Regions from separate parts of the Homo sapiens genome. Here region 2 is linked to region 1. Evidence: chromatin contacts called from ENCODE Hi-C or POLR2A ChIA-PET data. All regions are on one chromosome and are shown on one strand. The core of a region is the stretch at or near the end of the contact, and the rest is flanking DNA. Distances in the headings are between cores, read along the strand shown.

Region 1 (3,939 bases), core at 419-2,918:
GGCGGAGGTTGCAGTGAACTGAGATAACACCACTGCATTCCAGCCTGGGCGACAGAGTGAGACTCTGTCTCAAAAAAAATAAAAGAAAGTTTACGAACTTGTCTTCTTGTCTTGGGCCGCATTAAAAGCCGTCCTTGGACGGGGGTTGGAAAAGCTTGGCTTAGGCTAAAGCAAAACTGCTTTAGGATTAAGCATTCATTCTTGCATGGATACATTACACTACTTCTGCTTTCAGAAGTGCAATTACAATGTATTTTACTTCTTTTGTAACAAATACTTTGAGTACTTAAAGAGAAACAACACATGTATCCCAAACAGCAACTCTGTACTATGTTAAACAAGAGTTCTATGGGAGAGAAAAAAGTCATCAAGGTGAATGGAGAGTAGGACAGCCTGTTGATCCTTCAAAAGGCAGGTTTGTCTGTTTGGTTTTCTTTACAAAAGAGCAAACCTGGGAATATGTTTCAGGATCCATGTAACTCACCGTAAGATTTATTCAAGAAATCTGTACGTTGTTTATAGGTAAGGAAATGTCTTCTTTGCCTACACAGTTGGCCACGACTGTCTTGATCTGTGTGGTGTTAGGTTACTGTATCTACTTGATGGTAAAAATGTTACAAGAACGGAAGTTGAAATTCTGCACTTTGGTTTATGCAGTCTCATATTTCCAGATAAAGTTAATAAACGCAAAGGACCATATCCCAATGTAACGAGGAGGGTTGGGAGGACAAGCTTCAAGAACGAGTGGGGTGAATTCAACTATCAAAATTGTAAACATGAACAAGAGTCCAGGAATCTTATATTTCATCCGGATACATGAAAGTAGATTTCAAGAGTTGGTCATTCACTTGCACTGCTTCTACTCAGAAAGCAAAAGAACGGCTTCTAAAAAGAAAACACAAGCCTAACACTTCGACAGAGGGGTGAGAGGGAAAAAGCAAGCCACATGAGTCTGACGAACGGGTACGAAAGAAATTCAGAGGGCAAGGAAAGAAGGGGAATGAAGAAGACAGGAAAAGGTGAAGGAGGCGGGCAAAGGCCATCTGGTGTGAACCTGGCTGCCCAGCTCTTTATGCACCCAGGGCAGCGTGGGGCCCCTCTCGCCCCGCGCGCATCTAGGAGCTGGGGCGCAGTGCGAGCCCCCCACGGGCCTGGCAGCCGGGGACGCAGGGCGGGCGGGAGATGAGGGGTGCGCTCGCCGCGGGCGCTGACGCCCCACCAGGTGCCGCACGCAAGGGTCCCCAGGAAGGAGGCGCACTTAGCGCAGCCCTGGCCTCCCGGAGCAGGAAGGGGGTGGGTGGAGCTGAGCCCGGGGCCGCCCTCCGGAGCCGCCCCCGCAGCCCTGGCCCCCGCCCCCCGCCCCGGCTGTCAGCGGCCCCCTCCCGCAGTCACTTACCCGCCGGCTGCGCGGTCTCGGCCGCGGTGGCGGCGGCGACGGCGGCGACCCCCGCCTGGGTCATGATCCCAGGAGGGGAAGGCAGGAGTGTCTGACCGTCTGGGCGAATCTCTCCGTCCGCGGCCACCGCCTGCTCCTCCGGGGCTGGGGGAGCGCGGGCCCAGGCCCTCCTCTCCCCCCGCCCCCGCCGCCTCTTTTTGCGGCCACCGCAGCCGCTGCGAGCCCGAGCCCTCAAGGCCGGAGACCCGGCGGCAGCGCGGCCTCAACTTTCCCAGCCCCCCTCCCCCCGCCCCTCCCCGCCCCTCCCGCGGCCGCAGCTCAGCAAGCGAACAGCCTACCCTGGGCGCGCCGCGTTCCCGCCTCTTTCACTCAACCCGCCAATCAGGCTGCGGGAACGCTGCCGTGGTAGCCAATAAGAAGACAGAATGCCGTTGCACTACGCTAGAGGGCGGGAGGAGGCGGAGAGGAAACCAAGGAGTGAACGGGGATCGGGCGGCCCAATGAGGAGGGCCGGGGGGCGGAGGTGTGCAAGTTGGGTTGAAGAAACAGGAAATATTCTTAAAGGTAGAGTGACGGACAGGAAGGAAAGCCAGTAGGTGAATGGGAAAGAGGTGGGCCTGGTTCCTTAAAGGGGACGCCTTGAGAACCTAGAAAAGAAGGTGTTTTAAGAAACTTCTTTGTATCTTCTTCTGTGGTCTCTTTTCTTCGTCTTTCGGTAGGAGTTTGGAAGTGGAAAAATTGAAAAGGAAGAGGGCACGGAAGTCTTTCGGAATAGTTAGCCCCTCTTAACGTGGAGGGCAGGAAGGTGAGAAGATACGTCTTAGTAAATGTGGAGAAGAAAGAATCAGACGTTTCCGACTTCTCGATAACTGGAAGATTGTTGCTGACTTGACGCTGCTCGCATTCGTAGGCTGTGGTCTCTTGTCATCCTTTATTTGCAACAACACACAGATTTCTGTGAATTGGAGATGGCCATGTTCAGAAATGCCCTGGGGGCCTCCCAGCTGGGACAAGGGAGTTTGGCATTGGGGGATGGGGTTTGAGATCTCAAGCCTGGGTTACTAAATACCTGGATCTAGGAGAGGTAGGGCCAGGGGTCACGAAATGGAGACCTGAGTGCCCCTTAACTCCAGGATCTGTGTGGAGCCCTTGGAACCGTGATCACAACTCCCTCTTCCTAGTTTCGCTTCATATTTTATAACCTCCTGCTGAAACAGGTGTCCTCCACCTAGTTGCGGTTATAGATTTCCAAGCCCTTCCACAACCAGATTTGGAAATATCCCAGATCTTAGATGTCCGTGGGCTAACTTCCAGAAGGTGCACACAGGGCATGGCATAATGGGAATTACTTGAGCCTGTATACAGAAGCAGCAGACATCGCATTGAGCAAAAGGGTAAAGGCTAACAGTAACGGAGTCTTATGTTTGTACAGCAGATTGAAAAGCTATGATGAAACGGAAGGCCTGTAATGTTGCTTATAAACTGTGGTACTAATAAACAGGCTAGAAATTTTCTTTAACTCATCCATCTAGGCACACGAAGTTCTAATTAGCCTTTGAACAGACTTGGCACATCCAAATCAAAACTGCAGATAAGAAAGATTCTACGAGTCAGAGCCATAATAGCAATGCTAATAACATCACCATAAAATTGTATAGTATTGGTATGCTCAGCCATAGGAAACAATTTCCAGTGTGTTCAGAATACAAGGTATTTCTCGTTAACAAATATCATATCCAGGGTGTGCATGATTTCCTAAACAACTGCAATGCATCAATTCTAAAGTAAAAACAAATAGTTTTGATGATTCATGAAACAGAATTTAACCATTCCTTTAGATCACCTTTAAAAAATACACATTAATATATTTCTGGCACGATATAGACGTAGAAAAGAAGAACAATTTCCGTTTGATAAAGATCAGAATATTAGCTTTTTAAATTAATCCTTATTACCTAAGTGTAGCCTAAATCCCAAACAGGGATTTTTCTCTTTTCTTTTCTTTTTCTTTTCCTTTTCTTCCCTTTCCCTTTCCTTTCCTTTCCTTTGTTTTCCTTTCCTTTCCTTTGTTTTCTTTCTTTTCTTTTTTCCTGCGACAGGGTCTCCCTCTGTTGCCAAGGCTGAAGGTCAGTGGCACTGTAACAGCTCACTGCAGCCTCCACCTCCCAAACTCAAGCGATCCTCCCACCTCAGCCTCCCAAGTAGCTGGAACCACATGCCCGGCAATTATTTTTTTCTTTTGGATAGAGATGGGGGTCACATTATGTTGCCCAGGCTGATCTTCAACTCCTGGGCTGAAGCCCAGAGATCTTTTTTTTTTTTGGCTTTACCCATTCAACATCAGTTTCAGATAATCACACCAGTCCTATTTTCAAACTAGCTGGCAGTGCTTACAGTGACCTATATTGGTGGTAAAATATACTGGCCAAGTGAAACTGGTCTATAGGGCTGTTAGTTCATTTTTTTCAAGTGGACAGAGTGAATCTGATTTTCACCCACATTCTTGAGACTTTTCAATGGTGCTGAAAGACTATTTGCATGAT
Region 2 (3,939 bases), core at 721-3,220, 600 kb after region 1:
CCTCCAATTTTCCTTTCACTTCCTTAATTAATATTGTTATCAATACTACTGTTGATGTATTGAACTCCTGCCATCTTCCAGGCACTGTGCTGAACACTTCACCAAACACTAGAGAATTAAATCCTCACAACCCTATGAAAGAGGTACTCTTATTCCTATATGCACATGGGGAAACTGAGCCTTCAGGAGGTTGAGAAAGTTTTCCAAGGTCACCAAACAGGATGACTTTGGACCCAGTCTGTTAATCATCCCCCTCTAGAGCACCATTGATCAAAATGGACTTGACCATATTCCTCTTTGGACTGGTTACTTAGCAAAAAACAGAAAAATTATTTAACAATTGTTTAAAACCACCTCTAAGTTTCTCTGGATATCTCATTATATAAGAGAGGTCTCACCTCTTTGGCTCCCACCCAGCTCAACTATGGAAACACAGGCTGTAAATTTTTATAGCCCAAATCCTAGTGTCCACCACTTTCTGTGCTCTAGTCCCACTAGCTGCTCTTGGCCCTGCCACTCCTGGCTCCCCGGCCTTAGTGAGTTTGGGAAACATCCCTCCAGTTCAACCTTGGCACCTTCCCTTGGACACACATTAGGTATTATTTCTCCTTCAGCTGAAGGCTTTGTAGCTATTGAAAGGCAAGGCATCTCTTGATGTGAGCCTTGAAGGACAGGTTGCTTTGGGTAGGCAGAGAGAAGCTGGTAAGGCGTATATTGTCTAAGGGTCTGGAGGTGGGGTATAAGGGGTATACAAGTCATAGAGTTGGGGATAGGCAGAACCCAGAGAGGGGAGAAAACTGGCCTGAGATAGAAGACCTTGCAAGGGAGAAGGAGGGTAGGAGCCTGGATGGTGTGAAATGCTAGAGGTGCATGGCTGGAATGGAGGGGGTGGGGCACCAGGCTTCAGATGCTTCTGGGTGCAGATGCAGATTTTCAGGATGTACAACATGGAGCATCCCCAAGGCAACTGTGTTGAGAGCCTGCGAGGCAGGTGAATGTGGATCTTCTACCCCCTCTCCTGACTGAGTTCACCAAGGAACAAGCTTTGTAAACTATTTGAGGGTAGGGGCTGTGATTATTTACTCTCATATCCTCAGAGCCTGGTGTTGAGGTTGGTGCTTTGTAGGCACCCAGGGACTTTCAAATGAATGAAGGGAGGGAGGGAGGAAAGAAGGATGGGTCCATAGTAGGACCTGGTGATGGGCTGGGAGCTCCAGGCAAATGTCAACCAATCCCTCTCCTGGGTCAGCTCCCAGGGGCTCACCCTTCTTTGCATTTCCAGCTCTCATGAGGTCATTGTGCACAGGAAAGCTCTCTCCTCTAATCTCCTCTGATCCTACTGCACCAGAGAAATCAAGCCAGAATTCAATAAAGTCTCAGTCCAGATAAACAAGACAAAAGAAATAAGATTCGAGTAGAAGATCTCCTTCAAGGGAAAGTTGCTGTGTTTGTCCAAGACCTTTGTCCCATCCATGTATCATCCCCCAAGTAAACACTTCTTGTTCACCTGTTCATTAGATTTCAAGTGCAGTCCCTGGCCTGTAAGTCCCTACAATGATAAGCTTCTCTTATCATTGCACATTCTTCATCAGGAGGATGCCAGAGGAGCTCAGCCAACAGTTCCTCATCAGTAGCAGATTCTTCAGAATCTTGGGCACTACACAGATGCCCTTGAGCTCTTTGAATAAAGGCTGATTTTTAGAAAAAACATTAAGACAGAACTTAAAAACAATAGATTGACTATAATCCAAAGACGAGTGTACCTCTAACCACAATTTTCATTTATTTTTAAATGTTTCCTTCATGGCCTTTCTTGTGGCTCACCCTATGCAGTTTGTGTATTTGTTGACAACTTTATGTGTTTTTAATATGGTTTTTGCCAAACTTGGTTTTTCCGAGACCGTCTTTTCTCAGAGGCTCAGTTTTACCGTCCTATCTGCAGTCGGCTACTTTCAGTGGCAGAAGAGGCCACATCTGCTTCCTGTAGGCCCTCTGGGCAGAAGCATGCGCTGGTGTCTCCTCCTGATCTGGGCCCAGGGGCTGAGGCAGGCTCCCCTCGCCTCAGGTAAGGCCTGAAACCCAGCAGAGCAGCAGGGAGGAAAAACAAGGCTAAGCTTGGTTGGAGACTTGGGTGCTTGTGTAGGGAAGACTCCAAGAGCATGCCACAGCTGCTTGAGAGAAAGAAATTGCAACTTTTAGAGTCCTGTGTACTCTTATTTAAGAAAGGACAATCTCTGAGAATGAGGTGGGGTTCTGTTTTTGGTGGCAGATGAAGGACTTTGCAGACTTCCGGGGTTGGAGGAGCCTGACTGGCCAGCACAAGAAGGAGCAGGAGAAGAAGAAGGGCTGGGCAGGAGGCATTGCCAGTTTGCTTTTAGAAGCTCATTCCTGCTCCAGCTTCTTTTCTGTTGCCTTTCAGGAACTTTCCAGGAAAACATTATAAGTTCTCTGTGAATTGAAAATGTCTTTTTCACAGATTCCAGAGGTTCTACCACTAGAGACTGATTTTTTGTTAAATTTATTTCTTCTATATTAAAAATCAGAGTCAAATATTTCTGAGGGAGGGGAACACAAATATTTAAAAACTGTGGTATAAATTAGTTTTTATGTTGCCTTCTGAACTATCTGAGGATGGAGATGTGCCCAGGGTTGCTGGGGAGAGGTTAAGTGCTGAGAGGGTGGTTATGCCTGGGAGAAGCAGGGTTTCCTGCTAAGCTTCCTTTGCTATTGGATTTCTTGGCTTTCCTGAAGGTTTTTTCAGGCACTGCAAATGACAATCAACCAAACAGCAAGGTTTTATTTCAAAGGATAATGCATCCAGCATAGAACTAGGCCGCAGGAAGAAACATAAAAACAAAACAAAATAAAAACAGAAGAGGTGGTATCAGCTGACAAGGGCTTATATTCTAAGTGGGTAGACAAAATAGGCCTACGAAAATAACAAGCTGGCCATGAAGCTACATAGCAGAATATGCGAGGGGGCAACGTGCTAAGTTGTGTAGTCATAAGCCAGGCATTTAGTAAGGTGCTAATTATACAATACAGGCAGTGAATGTGAAAGGAAAAGGGAGGTTGAGATGGGCTGAGGTCTTCTAGGAGGCGGGGAGGGAGTGCAGCCTTGACAAGCCTCCCTGTGGGCGAGGTGTAAAGAGGGGCAGAAGTCAGCTCTGGAAGCATAGGGCAGTGGGTGGGGAGGAGATGGGCTGGGCTGGGCTGGAGTAGAGATGTGTGGAGAAGGGTGAGAAGACTGGAAAGACAACCTGAATGGGGGACTGGGAGCCTTGAATAACAGGCATGGAGAGGAGCGTCTCTTGAAATGGAAGAAACAGGAAATAATTACAGCCTCTATGGAGGAGCAACAGGATGGACTGGAGAAACTATCATTCCAAAATCCAGTTGGGGCCTCAAAGGCCCTTAGAATTTTTCTAGGAAGGTTGAAGGCCAGCTGCTGACCCAGGACTCACATGTGCTTCGTCCTCTTCCCTAGGAATGATGACAGGCACAATAGAAACAACGGGGAACATTTCTGCAGAGAAAGGTGGCTCTATCATCTTACAATGTCACCTCTCCTCCACCACGGCACAAGTGACCCAGGTCAACTGGGAGCAGCAGGACCAGCTTCTGGCCATTTGTAATGCTGACTTGGGGTGGCACATCTCCCCATCCTTCAAGGATCGAGTGGCCCCAGGTCCCGGCCTGGGCCTCACCCTCCAGTCGCTGACCGTGAACGATACAGGGGAGTACTTCTGCATCTATCACACCTACCCTGATGGGACGTACACTGGGAGAATCTTCCTGGAGGTCCTAGAAAGCTCAGGTATTCCTGCTGGAGCAAGTTGGTGGATAAACCTCTCCCTCTAGCATAGAAAATGCAATCCTGAAACACTGCACAGCAGGGCTTCTCAATTCGGGATCACATTTGAATCACCTGAGGAGATT

Evidence for each region. Hi-C counts contacts between places; a loop is a spot of excess contacts on that map. ChIA-PET counts read pairs that join two places held with the same protein, here RNA polymerase II (POLR2A). Pooled maps may share reads with other maps.
Region 2: a loop to region 1 is called in a map of natural killer cell, with 12 times the contacts of the local background. The contact joins the promoter of TIGIT here to the promoter of USF3 in region 1. A Hi-C loop is called at or near these places in 1 of 168 maps with a recorded cell type or tissue (natural killer cell) and 6 of 50 pooled maps. POLR2A ChIA-PET finds 5 or more read pairs at or near these places in 2 of 52 experiments (OCI-LY7 and activated T-cell).

What each region holds. Positions count from the first base shown.
Region 1 is chr3:113,694,974-113,698,912 of GRCh38, forward strand. USF3 (upstream transcription factor family member 3) reads right to left here and starts at 1,669. Exons shown (of 7, transcript NM_001009899.4): 1 at 1,397-1,669. RefSeq lists silencers at 1,000-1,389, 1,410-1,879.
Region 2 is chr3:114,292,058-114,295,996 of GRCh38, forward strand. TIGIT (T cell immunoreceptor with Ig and ITIM domains) reads left to right here and starts at 1,971. Exons shown (of 4, transcript NM_173799.4): 1 at 1,971-2,065; 2 at 3,488-3,817. The coding sequence starts at 2,005. RefSeq lists an enhancer at 1-169.